Linked DNA regions of Homo sapiens: regions 1, 2, 3 and 5 are each linked to region 4. Evidence: chromatin loops called from intact Hi-C (ENCODE). Cell type or tissue: GM12878. All regions are shown on one strand. Links, peaks and the distances in the headings refer to the core of each region. The heading gives the core; the rest is flanking DNA.

The links. Peaks named below come from ENCODE experiments on the same cell type or tissue, not always from the same donor. Only the 100,000 strongest peaks of a DNase experiment are listed, where the experiment ranks them.
Region 1: a loop joins it to region 4, with 6 times the contacts of the local background. A loop is called at or near these places in 8 of 110 quality-filtered maps.
Region 2: it touches region 4 in a loop (4-fold over the local background); 7 of 110 quality-filtered maps call a loop at or near these places.
Region 3: a loop joins it to region 4, with 3 times the contacts of the local background. A loop is called at or near these places in 17 of 110 quality-filtered maps.
Region 5: it touches region 4 in a loop (4-fold over the local background); 6 of 110 quality-filtered maps call a loop at or near these places.

What each region holds. Positions count from the first base shown.
Region 1 is chr12:31,893,684-31,899,643 of GRCh38, forward strand. It overlaps the pseudogene RPLP2P4. Among named protein-coding and RNA genes, the nearest start is that of LINC02422, 9.5 kb to the left of the region's middle. RefSeq lists a silencer at 2,299-2,398. In GM12878, for the core only: no CTCF peak of the experiment used is centred there; a DNase peak (open chromatin) is centred at 3,028; H3K4me3 peaks cover 568 bases; H3K27ac peaks cover 3,103 bases.
Region 2 is chr12:31,808,363-31,814,322 of GRCh38, forward strand. No RefSeq gene overlaps it. Among named protein-coding and RNA genes, the nearest start is that of H3-5, 19 kb to the left of the region's middle. In GM12878, for the core only: a CTCF peak has its summit at 5,155; a DNase peak (open chromatin) is centred at 3,009; H3K4me3 peaks cover 613 bases; H3K27ac peaks cover 2,168 bases.
Region 3 is chr12:31,964,012-31,969,971 of GRCh38, forward strand. All of the region lies in intron 2 of RESF1 (retroelement silencing factor 1), which reads left to right. Among named protein-coding and RNA genes, the nearest start is that of RESF1, 7.6 kb to the left of the region's middle. RefSeq lists an enhancer at 3,111-3,180. In GM12878, for the core only: no CTCF peak of the experiment used is centred there; a DNase peak (open chromatin) is centred at 2,997; H3K4me3 peaks cover 487 bases; H3K27ac peaks cover 1,063 bases.
Region 4 is chr12:31,747,107-31,753,066 of GRCh38, forward strand. It overlaps LOC105369724 (a long non-coding RNA gene), which reads right to left. Exons shown (of 4, transcript XR_931501.3): 3 at 4,142-4,247; 4 at 2,027-2,332. Among named protein-coding and RNA genes, the nearest start is that of AMN1-AS1, 21 kb to the left of the region's middle. RefSeq lists enhancers at 1,514-2,713, 1,700-2,285, 2,008-2,077, 2,098-2,277, 2,129-2,423 and 1 more. In GM12878, for the core only: no CTCF peak of the experiment used is centred there; a DNase peak (open chromatin) is centred at 2,295; H3K4me3 peaks cover 905 bases; H3K27ac peaks cover 4,000 bases.
Region 5 is chr12:31,679,381-31,685,340 of GRCh38, forward strand. The region is part of intron 6 of AMN1 (antagonist of mitotic exit network 1 homolog); the gene reads right to left. Among named protein-coding and RNA genes, the nearest start is that of ETFBKMT, 23 kb to the left of the region's middle. RefSeq lists a silencer at 3,067-3,156. In GM12878, for the core only: a CTCF peak has its summit at 2,931 (motif pointing right); DNase peaks (open chromatin) are centred at 2,931 and 3,291.

The DNA.
Region 1 (5,960 bases), core at 1,218-5,217, 150 kb after region 4:
GGTGGAGAAAATAAGAGATGCTCGGCCACGCGCAGTGGCTCATGCCTGTAATCCCAGCACTTTGGGAGGCCGAGGTGGACGGATCACGAGGTCAGGAGATAGAGACCATCCTGGATAAGATGGTGAAACCCCATCTCTACTAAAAATACAAAAAATTAGCCAGGCGTGGTGGCACGCACTTGTAATCCCAGCTACTCAGGAGGCTGAGGCAGGAGAATCGCTTGAACCCGGGAGGCAGAAGTTGCAGTGAGCAGAGATCGAGCCGCTGCACTCCAGCCTGGGCAACAGAGGGAGAAAAAAAAAAAAAAAACAACTCTAGGGGAATGGAAATACCTGATTTCCATTCCATTTCATTGAGACACTCACACTGTTAAAGGAATATTGCCTTTTTTTTCTTTTTTCTTTTTTGATTATATAAATAGAGATGCGTCTCATTATGTTGCCCAGGCTGGTCTTAAATACTGGGACTCAAGTGATCCTCCCACCTCAGCCTCACAAAGTGTTGGGATTACAGGCATGAGCCTTTGTGCCTGACCCATTTTTTGTTTTGTTTTGTTTTGAGACAGAATCTTGCTCTGTTACCTAGGCTGGAGTGTAGTGGCGCGATCTCAGCTCACTGCAACCTCTGCCTCCTGGGTTCAAGCAATTCTCCTGCCTCAGCCTCCCAGGTAGCTGGGACTACAGATGCCTGCCACCACATCTGGTTAATTTTTTGTATTTTTAGTAGAGATGGCATTTCACCATTTTGCCCAGGCTGGTCTTGAACTCCTGACCTCAGGTGGTCCACCTGCCTCCAGCCTCCCAAAGCACTGAGATTACAGGCATGAGCCACCGTGCCTGGCCCTGTCTGGCCTTTTTACTGCTTTTTATGGCTTATTGAAATAGCTTGTATTAGTCCTTTCTCATACTACTCTCATACTAAGAACACATCCAAGACTGGGTAATTTAGAAAGGAAAGAAGTTTAACTGACTCACAGTTCAGCATGGCTGAGGAGGCCTTAGGAAACTGATGATCATGGTGGAAAGGGAAGCAAACATGTTCTTCTTCACAGGGCAGCAGGAAGGAGAATGAGGGTCAAGTGAAGCAGCAAGCTCCTTATAAAACTATCAAATCTCGTGAGAACTTACTATCACAACAATAGCATGGGAGAAACTGCCACCATGATTCAATTACATCCCACCGGGTCCCTTACACAACATGTGGGGACTATGGGAACTAAAATTCAAGATGAGATTTGGGTGCAGCCACAGCCAAACCCTATAATTCTGCCCCTGGCCCCTCTCAAATCTCCTGTCTTCACATTTCTTTTTTCTTTTTTTTTTTTTTTTTTTTTTTTTTTGAGATAGAGTCTCACTCTGTCACCAGGCTGGATTGCAGTGGCACAAGCTTGGCTCACTGCAACCTCCACCTCCTGGGTTCTAGCCATTCTCCTGCCTCAGCCTCTGCAGTAACTGGGACTACAGGCGCATGCCACCACACATGGCTAATTATTGTATTTTTAGTAGAGACGGGGTTTCACCATGTTGGCCAGGATGGTCTCGAACTCCTGACCTCAGGTGATCTGCCTGCCTCAGCCTCCCGAATGCTGGGATTACAGGCATGAGCCACACTGCACCTGGCCGATGATAAACCTTTGAAAGCTAAAAAGCAAAGAGATGATTGCAGACTAACTCAGAAGAACTGAGAAAGCTGAATTATGTGGCAACAGTAGAGAAAAATTGAAAACAGAAATGATTATATTGTAGAATCACAAACAGACCCAGATCTTCTACCTGCTCTCATGCTGCTGGATGACTGTTTCTCCCTAGTTTCAGCAGAAGTTGGAGTCTGTGGACTGGGAAACATCAAGTACAGCTGAGAGCTTTGATACCAAACAAAAATGGAGGTTTACACAATCACATGCTTGCTGATTGCTAAGCCCCTGCCTCCTGCCTCACAGCCTTCATCAATCATTTAGTGCCCAAACCATGTCAGCCAGATCTTTACCCTCTAGGAAGGGGATTGTCACACCTTTCTCTCAGGAATCAAAGCAGCCCAAGAGGAAAGAAGAGAAACTGATAAGATTACCCAACAAATAAATGGCCCTACAGTAAACTCAGAAATACAAGAGCTCTCCATATACTGCAAACTTCCAATCAGCTGTAGTCCTTCATTCCTCATCGTAAGAAACCAAAAATTACCAGAACTCTAAAGTAAGCCTCTATCATGCAAGACAAAAAGCACACAAGCAGGGAAAGCACCTTGGAGAAACAGAATACTATGTGGATGAAAGAAAACTAACTCATGTTCAGTCAAAGCTTCTCATAAAAGACCAGGTGCCGGTTGGGCGCGGTGGCTCCCTCACTCACTTTGGGAGGCCGAGGGAGGTGTATCACAAGGTCAAGAGATCGAGACCATCCTGGCTAACATGGTAAAACCCCATCTCTACTGAAAATACAAAAATTAGCTGGGCATGGTGGCGGTCGCCTGTAGTCCCAGCTACTCAGGAGGCTGAGGCAGGAGAATCACTTGAACTCAGGGGGTGCAGGTTACAGTGAGCCGAGAGCGCCACTGCATTCCAGCCTGGGTGACAGAGCGAGACTCCATCTCAAAAAAATAAATAAATAAAAGACCAGGCCCGGTGGCTTACACCTGTAATCCTAGCACTTTAGGAGGCTGAGGCGGGCGGATCACTTGAGGTCAGGAGTTTGAGATCAGCCTGGCCAACATGGTGAAACCCCGTCGGAGTGAGACTCTGTCTCAAAAAAAAAGAAAGTTTCTCATAAAAGAGCAGCAAAGAAATCTGTTATGGTTAAAACATAGAACAAACAAATAACAAATAACAATAACTAAGGAAGCTTAGTTTATTAGAAATGTGCCAGGCAAGGGAGATAGTGAGCAAATGGAGTCAGTCAAATGGACGCCGAGTAGCTTTAACATTTGAGTTTTATACAGTTTCACTGAGGAGGCGTTAGCCAAAGGATGCTTTTAGGGCGGGGATAACAAGAGTTGGGGGAGGGGCAGGAAGGAAGGGTAGAGTTAGGGCAGGAAAGAATTGGTCAAAAGTTGCAAAGTTGAGTCACTGACTGTGTCGATAGGCTAGGCAAGGCTGTCTGTGAAAAAGTCTGTGGTTTTGTTTCCTGAACACCTGGGTCCAAGCTGAGCTGTTGCTGACATAGTTTATCTGTCTTGCAAATTGTGGTCTCTGTACTGTTTTTCAAGTTGTGGTTTCTGTAGTTTTCCATTTCTCAGTCTTGAGAAAGATAAGATAAGAAAAGATACTGCATTCTGAAAACAAGAACAAGATGTTATTTTGTAAAAAGAGGAACATTCAGAGAACAAGAAGAAATTTTAGACGTTAAAGACATGATAAGAAATGAACATTTTAATGAAGAATTGAAAGATAAAATTGAGGAAATTACACAGAAAGCGTGGCAAAAAGACAAGGAGATAGGAAATGAGAGAAAAAAGGTAAGAAAATTTATGAAATCTATGAAGTTCAGCAGCCAAATAATAGAATTTCCAGGAAGAGTAAAACAGAGGGGAAGAAATCAACAATGAAATAGTTCAGGCTGGGCGTGGTGGCTCACACCTGAAATCCTAGCACTTTGGGAGGCTGAGGCGGGCGGATTGCCTGAGCTCAGGAGTTCAAGACCAGCCTGGGCAACACAGTGAAACCATGTCTCTACTAAAATACAAAAAATTAGCTGGGTGTGGTGGCATGCACCTGTAGTCGCAGCTACTTGGGAGGCTGAGGCAGAAGAATCGCTTGAACCCAGGAGGCGGAGGTTGCAGTGAGCTGAGACTGGGCCGCTGCACTCCAGCCTGGGCAACAGGGCGAGACTCCATCTCCAAAAAAAAAAAAAAAAGAAATAGTTGAAGAAACACACTCAGAATAGAAGAACCAAATTGAAAGTGTCCATCATAATAGATGAAAATTGTCCTGCACTAAAGCATATGATTGTGAAATGTAAAATATCTAGGACAAACAGGAGATTCTCAGGCTTCCAGAAGGGGTAGAAGGGTGGCACAAAAGGGTGGTGGGGGAGTCGGAATTGGATTGGGTTTCTCAGCAGCAACACAGGAATAAGAAAAGAAACAAACTAAAAGAGGAAGGTGTGGCTTTCTTTTCCTCCGGGACACAGAAGGTCGTCCTTCCTACCTACTGGCTGCCCTCGGGGGCAACCCCTTGCCCAGCACCAAGGACGTCAAGAAGATCCTGTACAATATAAGCAATAAGGCCAATGGCAACCAGTGCAGCAAGATCATCAGTGAGCTGAATGGAAAAAACATTAAAGGTGTCATTGCCCAGGGTATTGGCAAGTTGCCATTGTGCTCTCCCACAAGGCTGTGGCCGCCTCTGCTGCCCCGGCTCTGTAGCTCCTGCTGCTGGCCCTGCCCCTACTACAAAGAAGAAGAAACATGAGAAGAAGGAGTCCCAAGAGTCACATGGTGACATATGATTTGACTTCCTGCTCCCCTGCCAATTCCCCTGGAAAGAAAGAAAGAAGGGAGGGAGGGAAGGAGGGAGAGGAAGGGGAGTGGGGGAGGGGAGGGGAGGGAAAGGGAAGGGAATAGAAGAAACAGGAGAGACGCAAAGTGATGGCGAAGGAAAATCACAGGATCAAAAACAGCAAATGTAGAAAGCAACTGATCCGGACTGGGAGAGGCATAACTCAAAAGACAGGCATGTTGGGGATTTGTTATCCACCATTTAAAAAGATAAAGCCATTCTTAGCCCATGGGTCATACAAAAACAGGCTGCAGGTCAGTTTTCTGACCCCGATCTAGTCAATAAAAAAGAAACAGGATGAACTGACACTAATTTCTGGAAAGAAGGAAGGAAGGAGGAAAGGAGGCAGGAAGGAAAAAAAAGAAGAAAGGGGCCAGGCGTGGTGTCTCACCCTTGTAATCCCAGCACTTTGAAAGGCCAAGGCGGGTTGATCACGTGAGGTCAGGAGTTTGAGACCAGCCTGGGTAACATGGTGAAACCCCGTCTCTACTAAAAATACAAAAATTAGCCGGGCATGGTAGTGCACCCCTGTAGTCCCAACTACTCGGGAGGCTGAGGCAGGAAAAACACTTGAACCCGGGAGTCAGAGGTTGCAGTGAGCCTGGATGGTACCACTGCATTCCAGCCTGGGTGACAGCAAGACTCCGTCTCAAAAAAAAAAAAAAAAGAAGTAAGAAGTAAGGAAAGAACAAAGGAAGGAAGGAAGCAAGAAGGAAAGAAAAAGAAAGAAAAAGAAGAAAGGAAGAAAAGAAAGAAGAAAGAAAAGAAAGAAGAAAGAAAAGAAAGAGAAAGAAAGAAGAAAAGAAAGGAAGGAAGGAAGGAAGGAGGCTAGGTAGAGGTGTGACCCTGGTATTGATAAAGAGATAGGGGAGTGGTCAAAGGCATTTCCCTACATCATACTGTAAGGAAAATTCCTGGGTGAGCCCACAGAAACGACAGGTTAATCCAAATTATAAACTGAGTAATCTCATTGTAGAGCCTTTGCATAAATCCAGGATACCTAGTTATCCAATAGTCTCCCTGGCCAGATTGCCAAAGCTTTCGCTGCTCTGGGTCTTCTTCCTCATTGTAGTCCCTGTCATCAGGGTTTCCACAGCACTCAACTCATTCTCCAAGCTTTGACTGCAGTATTCTTCAGGATACATCATCAATCATCTTCCCTCTGCCTTGACATGGTGCTTGGCACTGTGACCCTTGACACAATGTTAAGTGCCTTGACATATTGCTACACTCCCCAAATAAGACTTACTTCAAGTGAATATACATTAGATATCTGCAGGAAAAATGAAGAAGAGCAAGACAGCAACCATCCCTTCCCTTTAAGAATTCCCTTCAAGAACAAGGATTTTTCTCCATATAACAAGAATGTGATTGCAAATTGCTTCACAAAAAAGTAATCTGGCAGAGCTGTAATCTCCACTGGCCTCTCCAAAAAGCCACAAATAAAATAGCCTTTGATATAGACAA
Region 2 (5,960 bases), core at 1,156-5,155, 62 kb after region 4:
TACAACCTGCTCTCTCTGAAGTCAGCTATCTGAGAGCTTCCTCTGCACAATAAAACTTGGTCTCCACAATCCTTTATCTTAACCTGAACATTTTCTTTCCATTGATCCCCGGCCTTCAGATAAACTCAACCAACTGTCAACCAGAAAGTATTTAAATTTACCTATAGCGTGGAAGCCCCGGCTTTGCATTGTCCTGCCTTTCTGAACCAAACCAATGTATTTCTTAAATGTATTTGATTGATGACTCATGTCTCCCTAAAATGAATAAAACCAAGCTGGCCGGGCGCAGTGGCTGATGCCTGTAATCCCAGCACTTTGGGAGGCCAAAGTGGGCGGATCACGAGGTCAGGAGATCGAGACCATCCTGGCTAACACGGTGAAACCCCGTCTCTACTAAAACAAAAAATTAGCCAGGCGCAGTGGCAGGCACCTGTAGTCCCAGCTACTCGGGAGGCTTGAGGCAGAAGAATGGCGTGAACCTGGGAGGTGGAGCTTGCAGTGAGCAGAGATCACGCCACTGCACTCCAGCCTGGGTGACAGAGCGAGACTCCGTCTCAAAAAAAAAAAAAAAAAAAAAACCCAAGCTGTGCCCCGACCACCTTGGGCGCATATTCTCAGAATCTCCTGAGGGCTGTGTCATGGGCCATGGTCACTCATATTTGGCTCAGAATAAATCTCTTCAAATATTTAACAGAGTTTGACTCTTTTCATCAACATATCCACTGTGGCAGAAACCTGTTGGTGTCCCCACCTCAATCCCTGGGGATCCCTGCTACCATTTTGTGGTGCCCATTCCCCCAGGAGCTGTGGGTGCTGCTGGTAATGGTTTGTACCTACAACCCCAGGGGACTGGACTTGGATGATTAGAGCCACCTGGACATGAAGTTCATGGGAGTTATGTGCTGCTTTAACCAGTGACTGTCTATGGTAGGGTACAAATGTTCTGGTCCCTTGCCTAAGGGCAGACAGATTCTGCTTGCACTTTATGCTTCAGGGCTCCCGGTAGGAATAGGCTGAGTCTAGACTTCCCCTGAAACCATTCTTGCTTTCCTTCTTCCCCTCCCCTGGCCTGCTTCCCTCCCTCACCCTCCTAGATTTCTACCTAGACTACTTTCCTAATAAATCACTTGCCTACGAAGCTCCACCAGTCTCAGCTTCTAGGGAAATAGACTGAAGACACTCACGTATGCACAAAATGACATATACAAGATTATCCATTGTTTCATTCATAATAGAAGACTGTTAACAAGCAAATGTTCATCACTAGGCTCCTGGTTAAATAAAGTACAGCTGCCCCAGGAAGGAAACTAGGGGTTCAGGAATACGGTGAAAAGTAAACTTTCACTGAACTTTTAGTTCTTTCTGAATTTTTTTTTTTTTGAGACAGAGTCTCCCCCTTGCCCAGGATGGAGTGCAGTGGCACGATCTCGGCTCACCGCAACCTCCGCCTCCTAGGTTCAAGTGATTCTCCTGCCTCAGCTTCCCGAGTAGCTGGGATTACAGGTGTGCATCGCCACACCCGGCTAATTTTTGTATTTTTAGTATAGATGGAGTTTCACCATGTTGGCCAGGCTGGTCTCGAACTCCTGACTTCAGGTGATCCGCCTGCCTTGGCCTCCCACAGTGCTGAGATTACAGGTGTGAGCCACCGTGCCTGGCCTCTTTCTGAATTTTGAAGCATTTGGATGTATTGCTTTTTTTTTTTTTGAGACGGAGTCTCGCTCTGTCACCAAGCTGGAGTACAGTGGCGAGATCTCGGCTCACTGCAACTTCCACTTCCCGGGTTCAAACGATTCTCCTGCCTCAGCCTCCCGAGTAGCTGGGACTACAGGCGTGCACCACCACGCCCGGCTGATTTTTATATTTTTAGTAGAGATGGGGTTTCACCATGTTGGCCAGGCTGGTCTCGAACTCCTGACTTCAGATGATCTGCCTGCCTCGGCCTCCCAAAGTGCTGGGATTACAGGCATGGGCCACCATGCCTGGCCTGCTTATTTTTTAAAAAAATAAAATTAATGTTAAAATAATTAATTAAGGCTGGGCACAGTGGCTCACACCTGTAATCCTAGCACTTTAGGAGGCCGAAGCAGGTGGATCACTTATGCCCAGGAGTTCGAGAACCAGACTGGGCAACATGGTGAAACCTCATCTCTACAAAAAGTAAAAAAATTAACCGGGCATGGTCGTGCATGCCTGTGTTCCCAGCTACTTGGGAGGCTGAGGTGGGAGGATCACTTGAGCCTGGGAGGTCGAGGCTGCAGTGAGCTATGATTGTACCACTGCACTCCAGCCTGGGTGACAGTGAGATTCTGTTTCCAAAAAAAATTAATTAATCAAAAAATCCACTAAACAAGTAAATTGGATACTTAGGTGAAAATCTTAAGTGTAGGCCGGGTGCAGTGGCTCACGCCTGTAATCCCAGCACTTTGGGAGGCCGAGGCGGGTGGATCACAAGGTCAAGAGATCGAGACCATCCTGGCTAACATGGTGAAAACCCGTCTCTACTAAAAATATAAAAAATTAACCGGGCGCGGTGGCGGGCGCCTGTAGTCCCAGCTACTCCGGAGGCTGAGGCAGGAGAATAGTGTGAACCTGGGAGGCAGAGCTTGCAGTGAGCCGAGATCGTGCCACTGCACTCCAGCCTGGGCGACAGAGCGAGACTCAGTCTCAAAAAAAAAAAAAAAGAAAGAAAATCTTAAGTGTAAGTACCTAAACAATCTATTAAATGACCTGTGAAACCAAGGGCTCCTAATGCTATGACCAAAGACTGAAGCTCTCTATGAGATGCCAGCCACTCAATAGTGCACTTTTTCTGAGAAGATATAAGACAGCCACTCAGAATTATGATGTAATAATTGGTAATGTGGGGAAGTAAATAAATGTCTCAAAGTTTTGCTTTTGAAAAATGACTAGTAAATAGTAATAACAAAACTGTTATTTATGGAGGGATGAGTCTGTGGCCTATCTCTCTTCCCTTTTATGTCTACGTTTCTCACAGTCATCTACACTCCCTGTCACTTGTACTTATTCCCTTGACACTGCAATCTAGCTTCATCCACTCCCCCAAAATGACTCTTCCCAACGCTATCAATGACCCCTTTGTCTTTCCATCCAGTGGCTGTTTTTCAATCCTCGTATTCCTTAACTCTCAGCAGCATTCTGTGACATGATGCTCTCCTGGTGTTCTGCCTGCATCTCTGCTCATTTCTTTTTAGACTCCTTTGTCAGTTTATGCTCTTCTGCCAGTCTTTTTTTGAGACGGAGTTTCGCTCTTAGTCCAGGCTGGAGTGCAGTGGCGCGATCTCAGCTCACTGCAACCTCAGCCTCCCGGGGTCAAGCGATTCTCCTGCCTCAGCCTCTCCAGTAGCTGCGCCTGCCACCAGGCCCAGCTAATTCTTTTCTTCTTTTTTTTTTTTTTTTGAGACAGAGTCTCGCTCTATCCCCCAGGCTGGAGTGCGTACTCTATCCCCTAGGCTGGAGTACAGTGTCGCAATCTTGGCTCACTGCAACCTCCGCCACCCAGGTTCAAGTTATTCTCCTGCCTCAGCCTCCTGAGTAGCTGGGATTACAGGCGTGTGCCACCATGCCTGGCTAATTTTTTATTTTTTATTTTTGAAATGGAGTCTTCCTCTGTTGCCCGGGCTGGAGTGCAGTGGTGCGATCTCGGCCTACTGCAACCTCTGCCTCCTGGGTTCCAGTGATTCTCCTGCCTCAGCCTCTCGAGTAGCTGGGACTACAGGTGTGCGCCACTGCGCCAGGCTAATTTTTGTATTTTTAGTAGAGACAGGGTTTCACCATATTGGTCAGGCCAGTCTCAAACTTCTGACTTTAGGTGATCTGCCCACCTCAGCCTCCCAAAGTGCTGGGATTACAGGCGTGAGCCACCATGCCCGGCCAATTTTTGTATTTTTTAATTAGCAACGGGGTTTCACCACGTTGGCCAGGTTATTAACCACATCCATGGCTCTGATTACCACCTGTGGATAAATATGTCCCCAGTTCTCCTCTGAGCTCCTATTTTCCTTTTTTTTTAGAGGGTCTCACTCTGTCACCCAAGCTGGAGTGCAATGGTGCGATCATGGCTCATTGCAGCCTTGACTTCCAGTGCTCAAGCCATCCTCCCACCTCAGCCTCCCAAGTGTCTGGGACTACAGGCATGAGCCACCAAGCACCAGCTAATTTTTGTATTTTTTTGTAGAGAAGGGGTTTTGCCATGTTGCCCAGACTGGTCTCAAACTCCCGAGCTCAAGCGATCTACTGGCCTCGGCCTCCCAGACAGCTGGGATTACAGGCACAAGCCACCGTGCCCAGCCTCTGAGCTCCTATTTTCCTTTTATTATTATTATTATTATTATTATTATTATTATTATTATTATTATTATTTTGAGACGGAGTCTCACTCTGTCACCCAGGCTATAGTGCAGTGGCACGATCTCGGCTCCTGGGTTCAAGCCTCCTGGGTTCAAGTCATTCTCTAGCCTCAGCCTCCCAAGTAGCTGGGGCTACAGGCATGCACCACCATGCCCGGCTAGTTTTTCTATTTTTAGTAGCGATGGGGTTCACCATGTTAGCCAGACTAGTCTCAAACTCCTGACCTCATATGATCCACCCACCTCGGCCTCCCAAAGTGCTGGGATTACAGGCGTGAGCCACCGCGCCCGGCCTGAGCGCCTATATTCAACTGCACATTTAACATTTCCACTTGAATATCCCATTGAATGGCACCAACATTCATCCAATTTCTCCTTTCAGGAGCTTGGGGACCATCTTTCTCTTTTAGTATTCATATCTAACAAATCACCAAGTTCCATCAATTTTATCATTTAAGTATCTTTCTAATCTGTTCATTTCCTTCCATCTATACTGTCACCACCCTCATTTTAACTACCTTATAGTTTCTCACCTGATTAGTCCAAAAGCCTTTTAACTTCCTTTCTGCTTTCAATCTTGTTTTTTCTCTATTGCATTCCTCACACTGCACCCAGAATAATCTTTTTAAAATGTAATGTCACACTCCCTTCAGTAAAATCTTGCCTTTGATTTTCAGTGCATTTCAAATGAAGTCCAAAGTTCTCACCATGAACTCCAGTGCTGTGTGATCTGGCCTTTGCCTGCCTCTCCCATTTTGTTTCACAGCCCTCTCCCTTTGGCTCCCTCTAGGTTCCTTCCTCAGCAGTGGTTCTTTATTGTCTCAGGGCATCTGCTTTTGTTGTTTCACAGTTGTTAACATTCTTCTTTCTGCTTTCATGTATTTGGCCTTTTCTCAGTGTTCAAGTCTTGGATCAAATGTCACTTCCTCAGAAAGCCCTCTCCAGGCCGGGCACAGTGGCTCACACCTGTAATCCCAACAATTTAGAAGACCATGGTGGGAGGATCACTTGAGCCCAGGAGTTCAAGACCAGCCTGCGCAACATGGTGAAACTCCACCTTTACAAACAATTGTTTAAAATTAGCTGGATGTAGTAGCGTGCACCTGTAGTCTCAGCTACTCAGGAGGCTGAGGTGGGAGGATTGCCTGAGAGGTTGAGGCTGCAGTGAGCTAGGATTGCACCACTGCACTTCAGCCTGGGTGACAGAGCAAGACCCTGTTTCAAAGAACAAAATGCATCTTATTCTTGGTACTTGTAATTTGTAAACACATTCATTTACACATGCACATACGTCTATATAATTACATATTAAATATGTAATTATGTATTCACGTGTTTATTGTCCATCTCCAACACCCACCTCTATCCCAAATGTCAACTCCATAGAGGCAGGGACCTTATTAGTCTTGTTCACCAGTGTATTCCTTTTAGCTAGAATAATGCCTAGCACACAGCAAGAAAAGTAAGAAAAATGATGTGGGGAATCTTTTAACAAATGATTATTCATTCAGAGATTCCCCACATCATTTTTCTTTCTTTTTTGCCCTCTAGTTACATTGGCTTTGAATTCTTTTTTCTTTTTTTTTGAGA
Region 3 (5,960 bases), core at 1,016-5,015, 220 kb after region 4:
ACGTGTATTTTTATTTCTTTTGGGTAAATACCTAGGAGTGGAATTCCTTGGTTATGATAACTGTTTAACATTTTGAGGAACTGCCAGGCTATTATCCAAAGTAGATTTACCACTTTATTTTTTATTTAACTTTTGTTTTATGTTTGGGGGTACGTGTGTAGGTTTGGGGGTACGTGTATAGGTAAAGTTGTGTCATGGGGGTTTGTGGAACATTATTTAATCACCCAGGTATTAAGCCTAGTACCCAATTAGTTGTTTTTTTTTCAAATCCTCTCCCTCCTCCCACGCTTTGCCTGCTTATAGGCCCCAGTGTGTTGAGCCCCTCTACATGTCCATGTGTTCTCATCATTTAGCTCCCACTTATGTGTGAAAGCATGCAATATTTGGTTTCCTGTGTTAGTTTGCTAAGGATAATGTCCTCTAGCTCCAAGCTCCTGCAAAGGACATGATCTCATTCTTTTTTTATGGCTGCATAGTATTCCCTAGTGTATGTGTACTGTTTTCTTTATGCGGTTTACCGTTGATGGGCATTTAGGTTGATTCTGGGTCTTTGCTATTGTGAATAGACATGCACAATTTTATACAGCAATGTTTGAGAGATGGTTGGTCTACATCCATAGACACTTAACTTTTATAGCCATAGAAGTGAGCCTGAAGTGGTAGCTCATTGTGGTTGTGATTTGCATTTACCTGATGATTAGTCATGTTAAGCATCTTTTTATGTGCATGTTGATTTCTTTGGAGAAGTATCTATTCAAAACTTTTGGCCTTAAATTTGTGTTGTCTTTGGATTGTCAGGTTGTAAGTTTTTAAGATATCCTGGATTCTGATCCTTCCTTACTAGGGACCATAAATGTGAGGGTTTACTCCTGGGTTCTAGGTTCTGTTCCATTGATCAATGCCTGTCCTGTGTCAGTACTATATGGTCTTGTTTATTGTAGTTTTGTCGTTTTGTTTTTTTGTTTTTTGTTTTTAAGACTGAATCTCACTGTGTTGCCCAGAATGGAGTGCGGTGGTGTGATCTTGGCTCACTGTAACCTCCGCTTCCGATTCTTCTGCCTCAGCCTCCAAAGTAGCTAGGATTACAGACACTTGCCACCACACCGCGGTAATTTTTGTATTTTTGGTAGAGGCGAGGTTTCACCATGTTGGCCAGGCTGGTCTCGAACTTCTGACCTCAAGTGATCAGCGTGCCTCTGCCTCCCAAAGTGCTGGAATTACAGGCGTGAGCCACTGCTCCCTGCCGGCTACTCCCTTTTCAACCCCTCCTTTTTCTGTGTCAAAGTTGCTGAGTGGCAGTCAGAAAATGAAAGTACCTCTGATTGGTCCCCTCCCACAACCAATCAGGCTAGTGGCTGGCCACTACTTCATTTACATAACGTGAATCCATGGTAAACCTCTAGAGAGTATTTAAACTGCAGAAAATTATGTAACTTGACTGTCTTGAGCCACTGCTGCCCCCGCTCCCACCCTGTGGAGTGTGCTGTCCTTTAAAATAAGTCTCTGCTTTGGCTGCCTTGCTTGTGTGGTTTGTTCAGTTCTTTGTTCAAGACGCCAAGAACCTGGACAGCTACCCTCAACTGCATGGTTTAGAGGAACTCTTCTGTTCCACTGAAGGCATTTTGTCTATCTCCAGTGGCAGAAAATTGACTCACTCATAATAGGAGCGATGAAGAAGCGATACTTCTGGCCAACATGGTGAAAAGCCATCTCTACTAAAAATACAAAAATTAGCTGGGCGTGGTGGCGTGTGCCTGAAATCCCAGCTGCTGGGGAGGCTGAGGCAGGAGAATCGCTTAAACTCAGGAGGTGGAGGTTGCAGTGAGCCAAGATCACGCCACTGCACTCTAGCCTGGTGACAGAGCGAGACTTCGTCTCAAAAAAAAAAAAAAAAAAGAAGTGATACTTCGAATACAGTTTTTACCTCAACACAGTGTTGTCTTAATATGGTTTGTACCCGCCTGCCACACACTGATGTGTCATGTATACTTGGGGGTGCTTGTCAGCGCTTTTCAGATATTTAAGATCACCAGACCTCTAGTACACGGTGTGTCCAATCTTTTGGCTTCCCTAGGCCACTTTGGAAGAAGAATTGTCTTGGGCCACACATAAAATACACTAACACTAACAATAGCTAATGAGCTTTAAAAAAAATTGCAAAAAAAAAATCTCATAATGTTTTAATCATGCTTATGAATTAGTGTTGGGCCTCATTCAAAGCCGTCTTGGGCTGCATGCTGCCCATGGGCCGCGGATTGGACAAGCTTGATTTAGTAGATGTTTCCTTGAGTTGGGTATCCAGAGGGCTCCGAAATGAATTACTTGGCAGAATTCTCGTAGGGTAACTGGCTTCCGCTTCATGTGTTCTCTGTTGTCTTTAATTCCCATTTTAGGGAATAATACAAATAGAAAACATGGTCTAAAATTTGTCTCTGGCTTCTCTGCTCTGAAGGCACAACAGACTAGTGTCAGTATTCTAGCCTGAATGATGATAGTCTGTTGCATTGGTCTGAACTTCCTGCTGGCCAGTCAAGATGTGTGATTGCCAGCACTTCATGCTGTACCTGTGTTAACGAGTCAGAAAAAGTAGAGCAATTTATTTCTCCCTTTTTTAGGGAGAAAGCCCTGTGGCTCTCACTGGTGAAGCTTGGTAGTTGGGATATATTTAGCTTACTTGGCTCTGCATGGGGAACGTTTGGTATGTCCTCCACAATAGGTGTGATCATCCTGCTGGGAATCACGATTGCAGGCACTTTTTAATCCAGTGTTGCCTAAGACAAAGTACAATGGATTAGGATATCTGATTGGATGGCCTGTGGTTCTGAATAGAGTTTGTAGCTGGATACATGAAAGATGGGAAGGCAGAGTTGTAGGTGAACAGCTTCACCGTGGTGCCCTGATGACTTGCTCTTCTCATAGACCATGGAGGCAAAGCTTAGGCTTAATCACAGGCTGACCCATATTCTGGCAGGACAACCCTGCAGGTCCTCCAAGAACAAAGTGAGAGAAAAGCAGCCCTGTGAGAAACAGTCACAAAGCAGTTTCTCATCTGCCTCCTTGGTTTCAATTGTGCATAGGACTTTACCACCTTGGGGGGTATACTTGCTGGCTATAAAATGGCCACAGTTTGGTGTTCTCATCTGGCTTGGTGTCATCCCGTGGGGCTGGGGATACTGATCTTGATTTTGCTGTTGGACTTAGTAATATATGAATCCATTTGGCCTTTTGCTGACTGCAGTTACAGAAGCATAGAGAACTGTTCTGCCCCTTCTAACCACTGTGCTGCAAGAGGGAGGATTGCGAGTCTTTGTTAATTTGTTGTGATACTTAAATGAGATAAAAGTATATGAAGCATTCCACATAGTTCTTTACATACAGATTTTCAAATGTTAGTTGTTTATAGTAGTACAGATGTACCTCAGCTTACGATGGAGTTACATTTCGATAACCTGTATTAAGTAGAAAATGTAAGTCAAAAATGGGGTTTTATAGACATGATGGGATGGGAAAACACAACATCCAAAAAACTTAGCTAACACAGTACACCATTGATTGGTTTTTTGTTTTTTTTAATGTGCCGTGGGAGGGGCAGCCCTGCACGCCCGCCCACCCCCACCCCCCACAACACCAGCCTGCCTCCGCAGGGGGGATTTTTGTTTTTTTTGTGTGTGTGTGTGTTTTTCATTGATTGTTAATGCTCATGATCACGTGGCTGACTGGGTGCTATGGCTTGCTGCCACCACCCAGCGTGGAAGAATATCATACTGCCTATCACAGGCCCGGGAAAAGATCAAAATTCAAAGTACAATTTCTGCTGAATGCCTGTATCACTTTTGCATCATTGTAAAGTCAAAATTATTAAGTCATACCATTGTATTGTGGTCCAGGACCATCTGGGCTTAGAAAAATGGATTCTAGAAAGCCTATTTAAGGACTGATAGGCTAATTTTTTCTGTGACTAAGGTGACAGAAAGCCAGAGCTAGTACAGGTTGAATAAATTGTGTTACATTTGGAATTCCTGAAAAGTGGCTTTTTACACTGAATTGTTAGTATTGGTGGTTTGTTAACTTTCTACAGGTATCTCTAATTTTTCGAATGCTTATGTTGCAAGTCAGGTTTTCAATGAAAAATAGACTTTACTCAGTTTAACCATATCAGTGGATACTCTTCAAATAAACTTTCCTTTGTGGAACATAAGAAGTGGAACTTAAAAAGCCATAAGGGAAGTTTTCAATTTAAAATACCAGAGCGAATTTATATATTTTAGGTATAAGAATAGTATTTTAATGTATATTATTTATTTCTTAAGTCCTACGTCTTTTAGGTACTGAAATGCTTACAGATGAAATCATGCTATGTCTGTGGTTGGCATAGATAGAAAAGGAAACAGAAGTGGTCAGGACTTTTTCCCATCTATAAGTTTACATTAGGACTTCTCTTTTTTTTTTTTTTTTGAGACGGAGTCTCACTCTTTCGCCCAAGCTGGACTGCAGTGGCGCTATCCCGGCTCACTGCAAGCTCCGCCTCTTGGGTTCATGCCATTCTCCTGCCTCAGCCTCCCGAGTAGCTGGGATTACAGGCGCCCACCACCATGCCCGGCTAATTTTTTGTATTTTTAGTAGAGACGGGGTTTCACCGTGTTAGCCAGGATGGTCTCGATCTCCTGACCTCGTGATCCGCCCGCCTCTGCCTCCCAAAGTGCTGGGATTACAGGCGTGAGCCACCGCGCCCGGCCTAGGACTTCTCTTTAATGGGGTGTTCAGATAATGTTTGTTTATTCAGCAAATACTGAAACCTGCTAGACATTATCTACATGCATGTGTCTTTTGGGTTGGCCTGAAAGACTTTTATGCCTGTCGTATTGGCTGTTAATAGTACTTTGATTCACTCTGATGATGTTCCACTTACCTTTAATAAATTGTCAACCCACTTTTCTTTCCCTTTTTTGAGACAGATCTTGCTGTGTCATCCAGGCTGGAGTACAGTGGCACTACCATAGTCCACTGCACTCTCGACTTCCCATGCTCAAGTGATCCTTCCATCTCAGCCTCCCAAGTAGCTGGGAATATAGGCGTGTACCACCACGCCTAGCTAGTGTTTCTATTTTTATTTTTATTTTTTTGTAGAGACTGGGTCTTACTGTGTTGCCCATGCTGGTTTTGAACTGCTGGACTCTGCCTCAGCCTCTCAGCATGCTGAGATTATAGGTGTGAGCCACCACACCTGGCCAGTGGTAACCCCTGTGTATAAAACAATTCTTAGGCTGGGATGGCTTGAGCCTCAGGAGTTCAAGACCAGCCTAGGCAACATGGAGAAACCTCATCTCTACAAAACATTAAAAAAATTAGCCACACGGTGGCATTCACCTGTAGTCCCAGCTGCTTGGGAAGCTGTGGTGAGAGAATTGCTTGAGCCCAGGAGGTGGAGTTGGCAGTGAGCTGAGATCGTGCCACTACACTCTAGCCTGGATGACATAGTGAGACCCTGTCTCAAAAAAAATAAACCAAAATTCTTGCTGTGGCTCAGTTTATACTTCCATATTCTATTTCTTGCTGTTTTATCTGACCTACAGCAGACCTGGCCACCATGCCATATTCACAATATTAGGTTCATTTTCTGGTTTGTTTGGTTTTCTTTTGTTTTTGAGACGGAGTCTTGCTCTGTCGCACAGTCTGGAGTGCAGTGGCATGATTCCCGCTCACCACTGCCTCAACCCCCTGGGTTCATCCAATGCCTCAGCCCCCCAAGTAGCTGAGAATACAGGTGTGTGCTACCACAATGCTGCCCAGGTTAGTCTCGAACTTCTGAGCTCAAGTGATCTGCCTGCCTTGGCCTCCCAAAGTTCTGGGATTACAGGTGTGAGCCACTGTGCCCAGCCTAGGTCTATTTTCTTATACTTCTTTCTATTCATGTGTATGTGTGCTTGTGCATGTGTGTTTAACATGGATAGTAATATGGT
Region 4 (5,960 bases), core at 726-4,725:
TGTCTGTTTTAGGATATAAGAAGTGCAAATCTGAATGGATATCTAGTTTTGGCCTCTTTCTGACTTTAGCAAAAGAATTATTTAATTTTTTACTATGCTGTTTTGTTTTAGAAATGAAAAATTTAATTGGTTTACCAGTGCTCAGTGTTTTGTTAGAAATCAAAATGAAGGTCGGGCGCGGTGGCTCACGCCTGTAATCCCAGCACTTTGAGAGAACGAGGTGGGTGGATCACAAGGTCAGGAGATCGAGACCATCCTGGCTAACATGGTGAAACCCTGTCTCTACTAAAAATACAAAAAATTAGCCGGGCCTGGCAGCGGGCGCCTGTAATCCCAGCTACTCTGAGGCAGGAGAATGGCGTGAACCTGGGAGGTGGAGGTTGCAGTGAGCCAAGATCGCGCCACTGCACTCCAGCCTGGGCAATAGAGCGAGACTCCATCTCAAAAAAAAGAAAAGAAAAAAAAAATCAAAATGAAAGCATCATTAACTTCATGTCAAAACTTGACAGACTTACTTAAAAGATAAACATGGTGTAAAAAAAAGAGTAGCTGGATTGCTCATTTTCAGATATCCACTTTCATACTTCTATTCACATTTTTCTTTACTTGTTTCTATAAAATTATCATATTCACCTATTTCCTCAGTGAAAATGGGGCTCTTGTTAATTTTTTATATTTGTGACATTCTCTACTTTAATATTCACATTACTATTTTCATCACTATGTTTTGGTTTAGTGAAATACTTTCAAAGTCCTCGATAACATTTTTTTCTATAAATTTTTTATTTTTTAATTATCCGGGCATGGTGGCTTCGCCTGTGGTCCTAGCTACTTGGTAGGCAGAGGCGGGAGGATCACTTGAGCCCATGAGGTCGAGGCTACAGTGAGCCATGATCACGCCACTGCATTCCAACCTGGTCAACGTACGTAGCAAGACCCAGCAGTGTTGTCTTGAGCATGTCACTTAACCTCTCCAAGTCTGTTTCCTCATCTTTCCTTTGCAAGCACAGCAAGTCCCTGTAATAAGATAGGCACAACTGTCTGATCCAGGTAGGCACGAGTTGGCAAAGACTGGAGATCTACCTTCTGCTTTGATGACTTTTCTGCATTAATCTTCTCATTTTCTACTATCCTCTGGCCAGGCACGGTGGCTCACCCCTGTAATCCCAGCACTTTGGGAGGCTGAGGTGGGCAGATCACGAGGTCAGGAGATAGAGACCATCCTGGCTAACACACTGAAACCCCGTCTCTACTTAAAATACAAAAAATTAGCCAGGCATGGTGGCCGGCGCCTGTAGTCCCAGCCACTTGGGAGGCTGAGGCAGGAGTCCATAACATTTTTTTAAACATTGGCGATATAAGGCCACACTGGTAACCACATGAAAAATTAAAGTGTTGTGAAAATATTTTAAACCAAGATGACTTTTACCTGGTAAATTTTTTTTTTTTTTGAGACGGAGTCTCGCTCTGTCACCCAGGCTGGCGTGCAGTGGCACCATCTCGGCTCACTGCAACCTCCGCCTCCCAGGCTCAAGCGATTCTTCTGCCTCAGCCTCCCGAGTAGCTGGGACTACAGGTGCGAGCCACCACGCCCAGCTAATTTTTGTATTTTTAGTAGAGACAGGGTGTCACCATATTGGCCAGGCTGGTCTCGAACTCCTAGACCTCGTGATCTGCCCACCTTGGCCTCCCAAAGTGCTGGGATTACAGGCGTGAACCACTGCGCCCGGCCTTACCTGTTAAATTAATGTTAGTGGAAACACATTGCCAAACTCAATTTTTCAAGTACATGTATCTTCAAAATACAAATATACTTCAAAGCTACTGTACTTTGAAATATGTTATCTTCAAAAATGACATTATCACTAAGAATATAGGAAGCCTTAAGAATTGAATATGGTGGTTCAAAATTAGTATTTTTCCTCTTTGTAGGGGAAATCACCCAAAAGTAACAATCAGAACTGTTACCACCTGACTGGTTCTTGCCCACTGCACAGATAAAACCAAAACACTGAGCCAGCAGGAGTTGCAGCAGAGAAAGAGTTTGATTATTGCAAGGCAATAGAGTGAGGAGGACGGGATACATTTCCCAGATCCACCTCACCAAGAATTCAGAGGCTAAGGTTTTTAAGGATGATTTGGCAGGTAGGGCATTAGGAAACAGATGTTGTGGATTGGTTGGGGGATGAAATCATAGGAGTGTTGAAACTGTCTTCATGTGCTGAGTCATTTCCTGCAGGGGAGTGGTCAGAGGACCGGTTGAGTCAGTTCCTTTGTTGCAGTCACGGTCACTGTTCAAGCTGGTGTCAGTTGATTCACCTGAAGGCAAAGTCTGAAAAATATCTCAGAGATCAGTCTCAGGTTTCACAATAGCGCTTGTGACTGCCTGTTACATAACTCCTGAGCAATAAGCAATTATAGAAAAGCAAACAAGAGAACAATGATGGGCTATCATTCAACTACGCCTACAGCTTAAGAGGTGAGCTCCCTGGTGATTGAAACTGCTTGCACTCCTCAGTTGATCCAACTTCTGGAAAATACAAAGGCAGTCTGCATGACTTAAAGATCATTGTTTCTTTTTCTTTTTTTTTTTTTTTTTGAGACAGAGTCTTGGTCTGTCGCCGAGGCTGGAGTGCAGTGGCACAACCTGGGCTCACTGCAACCTCCGCCTCCTGGGTTCAAGCGATTCTCCTGCTTCAGCCTCCCGAGTAGCTGGGATCACAGGCATGTGCCACCACGCCTGGCTAATTTTTTGTATTTTTAGTAGAGGCGGGGTTTCACCGTGTTGGCCAGGCAGTGGCTCAATGCCTATAATCCCAGCACTTTGGGAGGCAGAGGCTGGCAGATCACCTGAGGTCAGGAGTTCGAGACCAGCCTGGCCAACATGGTGAAACCCCGCCTCTACTAAAAATACAAAAAATTAGCCGGGCGTGGTGGCACACGCCTGCAATCCCAGCTACTCGGGAGGCTGAGGCAGGAGAATTGCTTGAACCCGGGAGGCAGAGGCTGTAGTGAGCTGAGATCGCACCACCGTACTCCAGCCTGGGCGACAGAGCAAGACTTCATCACAAAAAAAAAAAAAAGGACTATGTTACGTAATCATGCCTGGTAGATGAAAATGTCAAAGGGAAAGAAAGTAAGTGTAACAAACATCTATTAGCTGTGCCTCTATTTTAACAAAATTTAGGCCTCTCTAAATTACAAAGTAAGTGGAATGGTTGAGTGTGGGAGGGCATTAGGGGTGCAGATTTTAGAAGTATTTTATTAGATTTAGGGTTTGGGATTAGATTAGATGAGGGGTAATAAATGATTGCTAGGGAGAATGACTGGATCAGGGAACAGAAATTAACTTGTAGGTAGTTCTCTTTGGAATTTAAATGATCCTTGGAGAGAGTCAGTCATTATCTTGAAAAAGGGTCTGTTTAGGTGTGGTTACATTTTCGGTCTTACAGATGTTACCAAAACACCCAAGATTCAGTCTAGGTCCTGTTGCTCCCCTCACAGAAAGCCAATCATTAAGACAATGAGTATTGCCAGGGAAGAAGGCTGTAATCCAGTGCTGCAGCAGAGGAGATGGGAGATCAGTCCCAAATCCAACTCCCTGACTGTCTAAAATTTGGGATTTGTATAGCAGGGAAGAAATGTAACTATGTGTGGAAAAACGGGAATTTTAGGGAGGGGTAAGGAAGAGAAAGGGGTCAACAGGAAGCAGGCAGTCATGATTGGTGAGGCGTCTGGCTCCCTTTGTCCAGATGTGATGATCTGGTAAGTTTCAGCTCCTTGATACTGTCTGGGAGGACTGATGGTTTCTTTTCTGAGAAAGCAACTCAGATAAGACAGATGTAATTTTCTCAAGTTTTAAGACCAGGAGGATAAATTTCTATGTTTATTAAAAAGAACCATAAACATCACCTCTACAGGACAATTGGGCAGGTTTCCCAGGGAAGGGAAGAAAACTATTGTTCTCCTTGGTGGGTCTGGAGCTTAGGCAGGTAAAGGAACTTGAGCCTCTTTGGAAGAGCTGGTGAGGGGTGGGTAGATCAGAGAGACCTTGAGTCTTCTTAGTTCAGGATGTAAACATGCCATATTTTGGGGAATTGGTTTCTAAGCCTCAACATTACAGACAGGAATGAAAACCGACCTTGTCTGGAGGAGAACTTTCCAAGTTTGGTACAGAGGACTCCCACAGATTATGATGAAGCCATCAACTCACAAACTGGATTACCAAACACACAAGAAGGCAATCACTGTGAGAGTCAGCAGAAACAACTGATTTAGATTTCTCAAATATTTCTAGTATTAGAATTATAATTACATATATACGACATAAAACAGCTGTGTATGAAGTGTTTAAAGAAGTATATAATTTAAAAAGTGAGCCTTCAACTAGAAACAGGAATGAACAGAAACATTTTGGAAACAATCCAAAAAGAACCAGGAATTAAAAATATAATGGGGTGACTCACATCTGTAATCCCAGCACTTTGTGAGGCTAAGGCGTGTGGATCCTTTGAGATCAGGAGTTTGAGACCAGCCCAGTCAACATGGCAAAACCCCGTCACTACAAAAATACAAAAATTAGCCAGGCATGATGGCACATGCCTGTAATCCCACCACTTTGGGAGGCCGAAGGGTGGATCATTTGCGGTCTGGAATTCAAGACAAGCCTGGCCAACATGATGAAACCCCATCCCTACTAAAAAGACAAAAATTAGTCAGGTGTGGCAGTGTGCGCCTTATAATCCCAGCTGCTTGGGAGGCTGAGGCAGGAGGTTGCAGTGAGCCGAGATCGCACCACTGCACTCCAGCCTGGCCACAGAGCGAGACTTCGTCTCAAAACAAAAAAAAAAAAAAAAAAAAAAAAAATGAGGTCGGGGATGGGGAAGTGGTGGTAGGAACTCAGTGGAGGGATGAACTAGCAGATTAGATAACTCAAGTGAGAATTTGTGAACCAGAAAATATATCTAAATAACTGATCCAGAATGCACAGGGAGAAACAAGGAAATGGAAAATATGAAAAAAAGGTTAAAAGATATGTAAGATAGGATGAGAATGAGACAGGATAGTTCATAGTTCAAGGTCAAGTCTTGACCTTGACCCCCTTTGTGGGCAGGAACTGGAGTGGCTTGTTTCACTCAGCCTGCAGTCCGTGGATGGCTAAGTGTTAACAGCCCAGGCTGACAGCCTTCTGCACCTGCCCTTCTTGACACCCGAATTCTTATTCAGAGTCCAGGAAGAATCAGGTCACATAAACTTTTTGAAGGGTAGTGTATATGGAAGATTTTACTGTGTGATAAAAGTGGCTCTCAGCAGGATGGGGAATTGGAAAGGGGATGGTATGGGAAGAAACTGCTCTTTCTCTGAAGCCGTGTCTATCTGTAGTTTCCGATGCTCAGCTGCATGTATTCCTGATGCTCAGCAGCTTGTATCCCCGACCACTTGCATCAGCTGCTGAGGTTGCTCTTTTTCTTCCTTTTGTTCTGCTAGCTGGTCTGGTATTTATAGGCATATGACAGGGGGTGGAGCGGGCCAAAAAAGCAATCATTTGGGTGGAAAAAATGGGGTCAGCTGTTTCACTTAGGACTGAGGTTCCAGGCTTGAGGGTGAAGTTTAGCCTGGAGCCCAGCAGTTCTGCATCAAGAAGATTTAACATACACTTAGTTTCAATTAGAAAGATAGTGAGAAAAGAGTAGAGGCAATGTGTAAAGAGATAATGGCTGTGAATTTCCCAGAACTGGTGAGAAGCATATACCCACAGATCTTGAAAGCAAAGAAAAAAAAAATAAGGAAACAGGGAAACAAATTTAAAATATAATTTTTAAAAAATTGCAGAGAAAAAGGAAACGAGTCTAAAAATGTAAAATGGCATATTACTAAAAAAGATTCCAAGTAGTCAAGAGCAATCTATGTCCTGATAAAATTATTAGATTTCAAAAAGAATTATTTAAAAGCCAGAGAAT
Region 5 (5,960 bases), core at 1,368-5,367, 67 kb before region 4:
ATTAGCCAGGCATGGTGGCACACACCTTTAATCCCAGCTATTCAGGAGGCTGAGGCAGGAGAATCGCTTGAACCTGGGAGGCGGAGGTTGCAGTAAACTGAGATGGTGCCACTGCACTCCAGCCTGGGCAACAGAGTGAGACTCCATTTCAAAAAAAAGAACTTGCCTTTAAATCAGGTTAAAACAAATCCTCAGATAAGATTAAAATTCAAGTCGACTAAATTGAAAGCGGCAGATTTCCTGTTGGATTCTCCTGCCTCTCAGGGTAAAACATAAGGACTCTCTAACTGCTTTATTGCCCTTCTAAAATCCTCCATGTCTTTGAATACTGTCAAACATGCTTAGATAACTATGAGAAACGGCAATGCATGTCTGCTGTAGGAGATTAGCAAAGGTATGTGAGGTGAACTTACTGATAATCATTGAAGACCTAATTGAATTAAAATGCTTTAGTAAGTTTTAGGACAGGCTTGGTGGCTCACACCTGTAATCTCAGTACTTTGGGAGGCTGAGGTGGGCAGATCACCTGAGGTCAGGAGTTCGAGACTAGGCTGGCCAAAATGGTGAAACCCTGTCTCTACTAAAAATACAAAAAATTAGCCGGGTGTGGTGGCACCCGCTTGTGATCCCAACTCAGGAGGCTGAGACAGGAGAATCGCTTGCACCCGGGAGGTGGAGGTTGCAGTGAACCAAGATCGCACCACTACACTCCAGGCGGCAACAAAGAGTGAAACTCCATCTCAAAAAAAAAAAAAAGATTTAGTAAGTTTAAAAATTATTTTCATGCTGTTGTAACATCTATAAAACTATAATTTTCTTTTCTTTTCTTTTCTTTTGAGATGGAGTTTTGCTCTTTGTTGCCCAGGCTGGAGTGTAGTGGTGTGATCTTGGCTCACTGCAACCTCCGCCTCCCGGGTTCAAGCAATTCTCCTGTCTCAGCCTCCCAAATACCTGGGATTATAGGCACCCGTCACCACGCCCGACTCATTTCTGTATTTTTAGTAGAGACGGGGTTTCACCATGTTGGCCAAGCTGGTCTCAAACTCCTGACCTCAGGTGATCCGCCTGCCTCGGCCCCCCCACAGGGCTGGGATTACAGGCGTGAGCCACCATACACAGCCAAAACCATAATTTTCATATTTCTAATAGCAGCTTAGTTTTTATCTCTTCTGCAGAAACCAACTCAGAGTACTTCTAACAGTTTCAAGTCCTAATTCATAATGTGAAGTTATGTTTTATTCTAACTAAGGTTAAGAAATTTTATAAATACTTAGAAACATAGTCGAGAAAATAGGTTAATTCAGGAGATCTGATGGGAAATTACAGTGAGCAGTGCTAATCTGGGAGTCAGGTTGCTTTGAGGGTAACAATATTATAATTGCACATGCATATGCAAGTATAGTAAATACTTTCTATATAATATAAATTTTATGGTCTTAAATACTCATATGTGAGCAACCATATGAATATATAAGAGGAATCATGTTATATAAGGTGTCACGAAAGAAGAAAGGCCTTCCATGTATCAAACAAAAAACCCCCACAAACACAACCAGCATTTATCTTCCTTGGAAAAAGAAGAAATTAAAAATCAAATATAAGGTGAACATGTTAGCCCACTTTACTTCCATTCAATGATGTTAGCAAAAATATATCATTATAGAAGATTTAGGGGTACTGATGGTTAAGTGGGAAGAGTAGAAGTGATCTGGGTAGTTAAAATTTCTTCAGCTTTTTTCTCTTTAGTTTATTAATAAAAGCCATTTTATATGAACTATTTAAAAAATTTATTTTTTTTGATGTGATGACTCAAGGTAGAATATATTGTATGAACTCTTGCATTATTATTTTTATTTATTTTTTTTGAGACGAAGTTTCGCTCTTGTTGCTCAGGCTGGAGTATAGTGGCATGACCTTGGCTCACTGCAACCTCTGCCTCCTGCGTTCAAGCAATTCTCCTGCCTTAGCCTCCTGAGTAGCTGGAATTACAGGCATACATCATCATGCCTGGCTAATTTTTGTATTTTTAGTAGAGACAGGGTTTCACCATGTTGGTCAGGCTGGTCTCATAGTCCTGACCTCAGGTGATCCACCTGCCTCGGCCTCCCAAAGTTCTGGGATTACAGGCGTGAGCCACCATGCCCGGCCTCTTGCATTATTATTAATATTAGATCTCTCAATGTTATGATAATTGGCCATTATGCACAAGGCAAAGTCGAGATCCATAAGAGTTAAGTGATTTATTCGATGTTCTGGAGAGATGGCGTGGATGGGATCAGCGTTCGTTTTACTGTATCTTAAGATTTTAGTTTTAGTCTTAGCACTATTATTATTTTATTAGACAGCAAGTCTCAGTTAATGTTGTGCAGGCTGATTTCAAACCCCTGGGGCCTCAAGCGATCCTCCCACCTCAGCCTCCCGAGTAGCTGGGACTATAGGTGTGCACCACCATGCCCAGCTAATTAAAACAATTTTTTATAGAAGCAGGGTTTCTCTATGTTGCCCAGGCTGGTGTCAAACTCCTGCATTCAAGCGATCCACCCACCTTGGCCTCCCAAAGTGCTGGGATTACAGGCATGAGCCACCGCACCCTGACACAAATAACATTTCAATATCTCACTTTCCTATTCTGTGAAATCAGGGATCAGAAAAATAACATTTTAAAATGTGATGGAGTTGGCTAGGGTAATCAAAAAAGTGTTCTGTGCTAGAAATTTGGAAATGCTTGGACAAACGAAGTTAAACAGTTTCTTAGCTATAGTATTTCTCAGAGCCTTTGACAAATTAACATTCATAATAGTGGCATGTTGCCCTTCACAAACTTTTTGGACATATAAACACTTTTTGTTTTATGTTATGGCACACCATGTAACTGCAGTGAATCTGAAGGATTTCAGGGCAGAACAAAGAAAAAGATGTGACCACAAGGTGGCAGTGGGACACAACAAGCTCTCTTTGGACAGCGCTTTGACAGGTTTGTATGCCGGGAAGTCCCTCACAGCATGAGACCTTCCAAAGGCAGCGACAGTGTAGGGCGGCCACTACTCAGAAGGGGGAGGGTAAGAGAATTCCTGGAGGACTAGAGAGAGGGTGTATGTGTCATGACGTTGTTTAGCAGCAAGATCGGCGGGGCGGGTGGGGGGGTGTCTCTGGGTTACAGAGCTCCAAAGGGCAGCAGTGATTTGGGGTCTTTTATAGCCTGGGGTTTTTATCTATGGATAGTAGACGTTGAGTGTAGTTTGCAGGGTATGTAAAGCAGGTGGGCTCTAGATAGATGGCTAATAATTTGGTTATTTAGGCTATACTTAAACAATTGGATGTGTAAACATTTGATTTGGTGATGATGGGCTTTTGAGCTAACAGTCCTGGTTGCTGTGAAGAAGTAAACAACACAGGGCCCCAAAGGTCATTTTTAGATCATGTAACGGTAACACCTAGTCCAGCATTTACCAACTGTGATCTTCCAGATCAAAAATATTTTTATTCCAAATATTTTGAACTCCTGCCATTTCAATGTCTACTTCCACTACTTCTGGCAGCCACACAAAAATATAAGAAGTGATTTGAAAGGGGTATGCTATTCTTTTTTTTTTTTTTTTTGAGACAGTGTCTCACCTTGTCACTCAGGCTGGAGTGCAGTGGCACAATCTTGGCTAATTGCAACCTCTGCCCCCCAGGCTCAAGTGATCCTCATGCGTCAGCCATCAGAGTAGCTGGGATTACAGGCGTGCGCCACCATGCCCAGCTAATTTTTGTATTTTTAGTAGAGAGGGGGTTTCACCATATTGGCCAGGCTGGTCTCAAACTCCTAATCTCAAGTGATCTGCCTGCCTTGGCCTCCCAAAGTGCAGGACTACAGGCGTGAGCTACCACACCTGGCCAGAAAATGATATGCTATTCTTGCTGCAAATGTTGAAGTTGACTGATAATTTTTCTTTACCATAAAGCAGTGGTTCCCAAAGTGTAGTCTGCATATTCTGTAGTCTGAGACCCTTTCAGGGTTGTGAACTGAACTAGTTACTTTTCTCATGGAACACCATTTTTACTTTTTAAAAGAATGATTGATATGGTTTGACTGTGTCGCCACCCAAATCTCATCTTGAATTGTAGCTCCCACAATTCCCATGTGTCGTGAGAGGGACCCGGTGGGAGGTAATTGAATCATGGGGGCAAGTCTTTCCTGTGCTGTTCTTATGATAGTAAATAAGTCTCATGAGATCTGATGGTTTTAAAAGGGGAAACCCCTTCTCTTGGCTCTCATTCTCTCTTGCCTGCCACCCTGTAAGACGTGCCTTTCGCCTTCAGCCATGATTGTGAGGCTTCCCCAGCCACGTGGAACTGTGAGTCCATTAAACCTCTTTTTCTTTATAAGTTACCCAGTCTTGGGTATGTCTGTATCAGCAGTGTGAAAACGGACTAATACAATGACTACAGTGTAAGGTTATTCTTATTTGAGTACTTGGCAGACTATTTCATGAAAATAGAAGAAATGAGGCTGTCATTTCAAAGAAAACAAATGACAGAATTTGTTGTCAGTGATAAAGCTTTAGCTTTCAAGTGAATTTTGGAAGCCTCGTAGCTGCCACTGTGATCTTGAAAGCTATCCAGGACCTTTCTAATGACATCAGTTATTATGTTAACAACTGATTTTTGTTTTGGATAATAAAATGTGTCAATATTTAAAAGATCTATATAACTCAGAGAACCAATATTTTCCGAACTGCCAATGCATGATGTTACAAAATCATGCATTGGTAAAGATCAACTCAAAATTCAAGACAGACTAGTGCATCATAACACAAATGTATGAAAAGTGCATCATAACAAAATGTACGCAAAGTTCATTGATATGTTTTCAAGTTCCACATTGCAACAACCCATAAGAAATTACCACTTGCTGAGTTTTGGGGTATCAAAGAAGAGTATCCACAATGATCTGAAAAGTGATGATCTGAATGAAAATATATCTCTTTTCTAGGTAATAGATTTACGATTTTTAAAAAATGAATGTCTATTAAAATTTATCTGTTTTAATAGAAATTTTAATTTAACAAATATACATAAACAAAAACTCTTTGGGGATCCTCAGTGATTTTTTTTTTTTTTTTGAGATGGAGTCTCACTCTATTGCCCAGGCTGGAGTGCCGTTGTGCGATCTTGGCTCACTGCAAGCTCGGCCTCCCAAGTTCATGCCATTCTCCTGCCTCAGCCTCCTGAATAGCTGGGACTACAGGCGCCCGCCACCATGCCCGGCTAATTTTTTTGTATTTTTAGTACGGACAGGGTTTCACCGTGTTAGCCAGGATGATCTCGATCTCCTGACCTTGTGATCCACCTGCCTTGGCCTCGCAAAGTGCTGGGATTACCGGCGTGAGCCACCGCGCCCGGCCTGGGATCCTCAATAATTTTTAAGAATGTAAATGGGTCCTGGGGTCTATTTGAAAAATACTACCAGAAAGTATTATTTCAATTACTGAAACCTACAAATGGTTAAGTGTTTTCTCATCACCAACATAAAAATACGAAGGTAAAACCAATAGAATTGCTCTGAAACATACGGGGAATACAAAATCTAAGATGCTTCTTAAGTGAGTTACATTTATATCACATATCTTTTAGATTTTTATAAATTTTGTTTTCCATAATTATTATTTTTTTTTTTTTGAGATAGAGTCCTGCCCACTCTTGCCCAGGCTGGAGTGCAGTGCGGAGATCTTGGCTCACTGTAACCTCTGCCTTCCAGGTTCAAGCTATTCTCCTGCCTCAGCCTCCCAAGTAGCTGGGATTACAGGCACCCAGCCCCACACTCAACTAATTTTTGTATTTTTAGTAGACACAGGGTTTCACCATGTTGGCCAGGTTGGTCTTGAACTCCTGACCTCAAGTGGTCTGCCCACCTCAGCCTCCCAAAGTGTTGGGATTACAGGCGTGAGCCACTTCGCCTGGCCTATAATGGTATT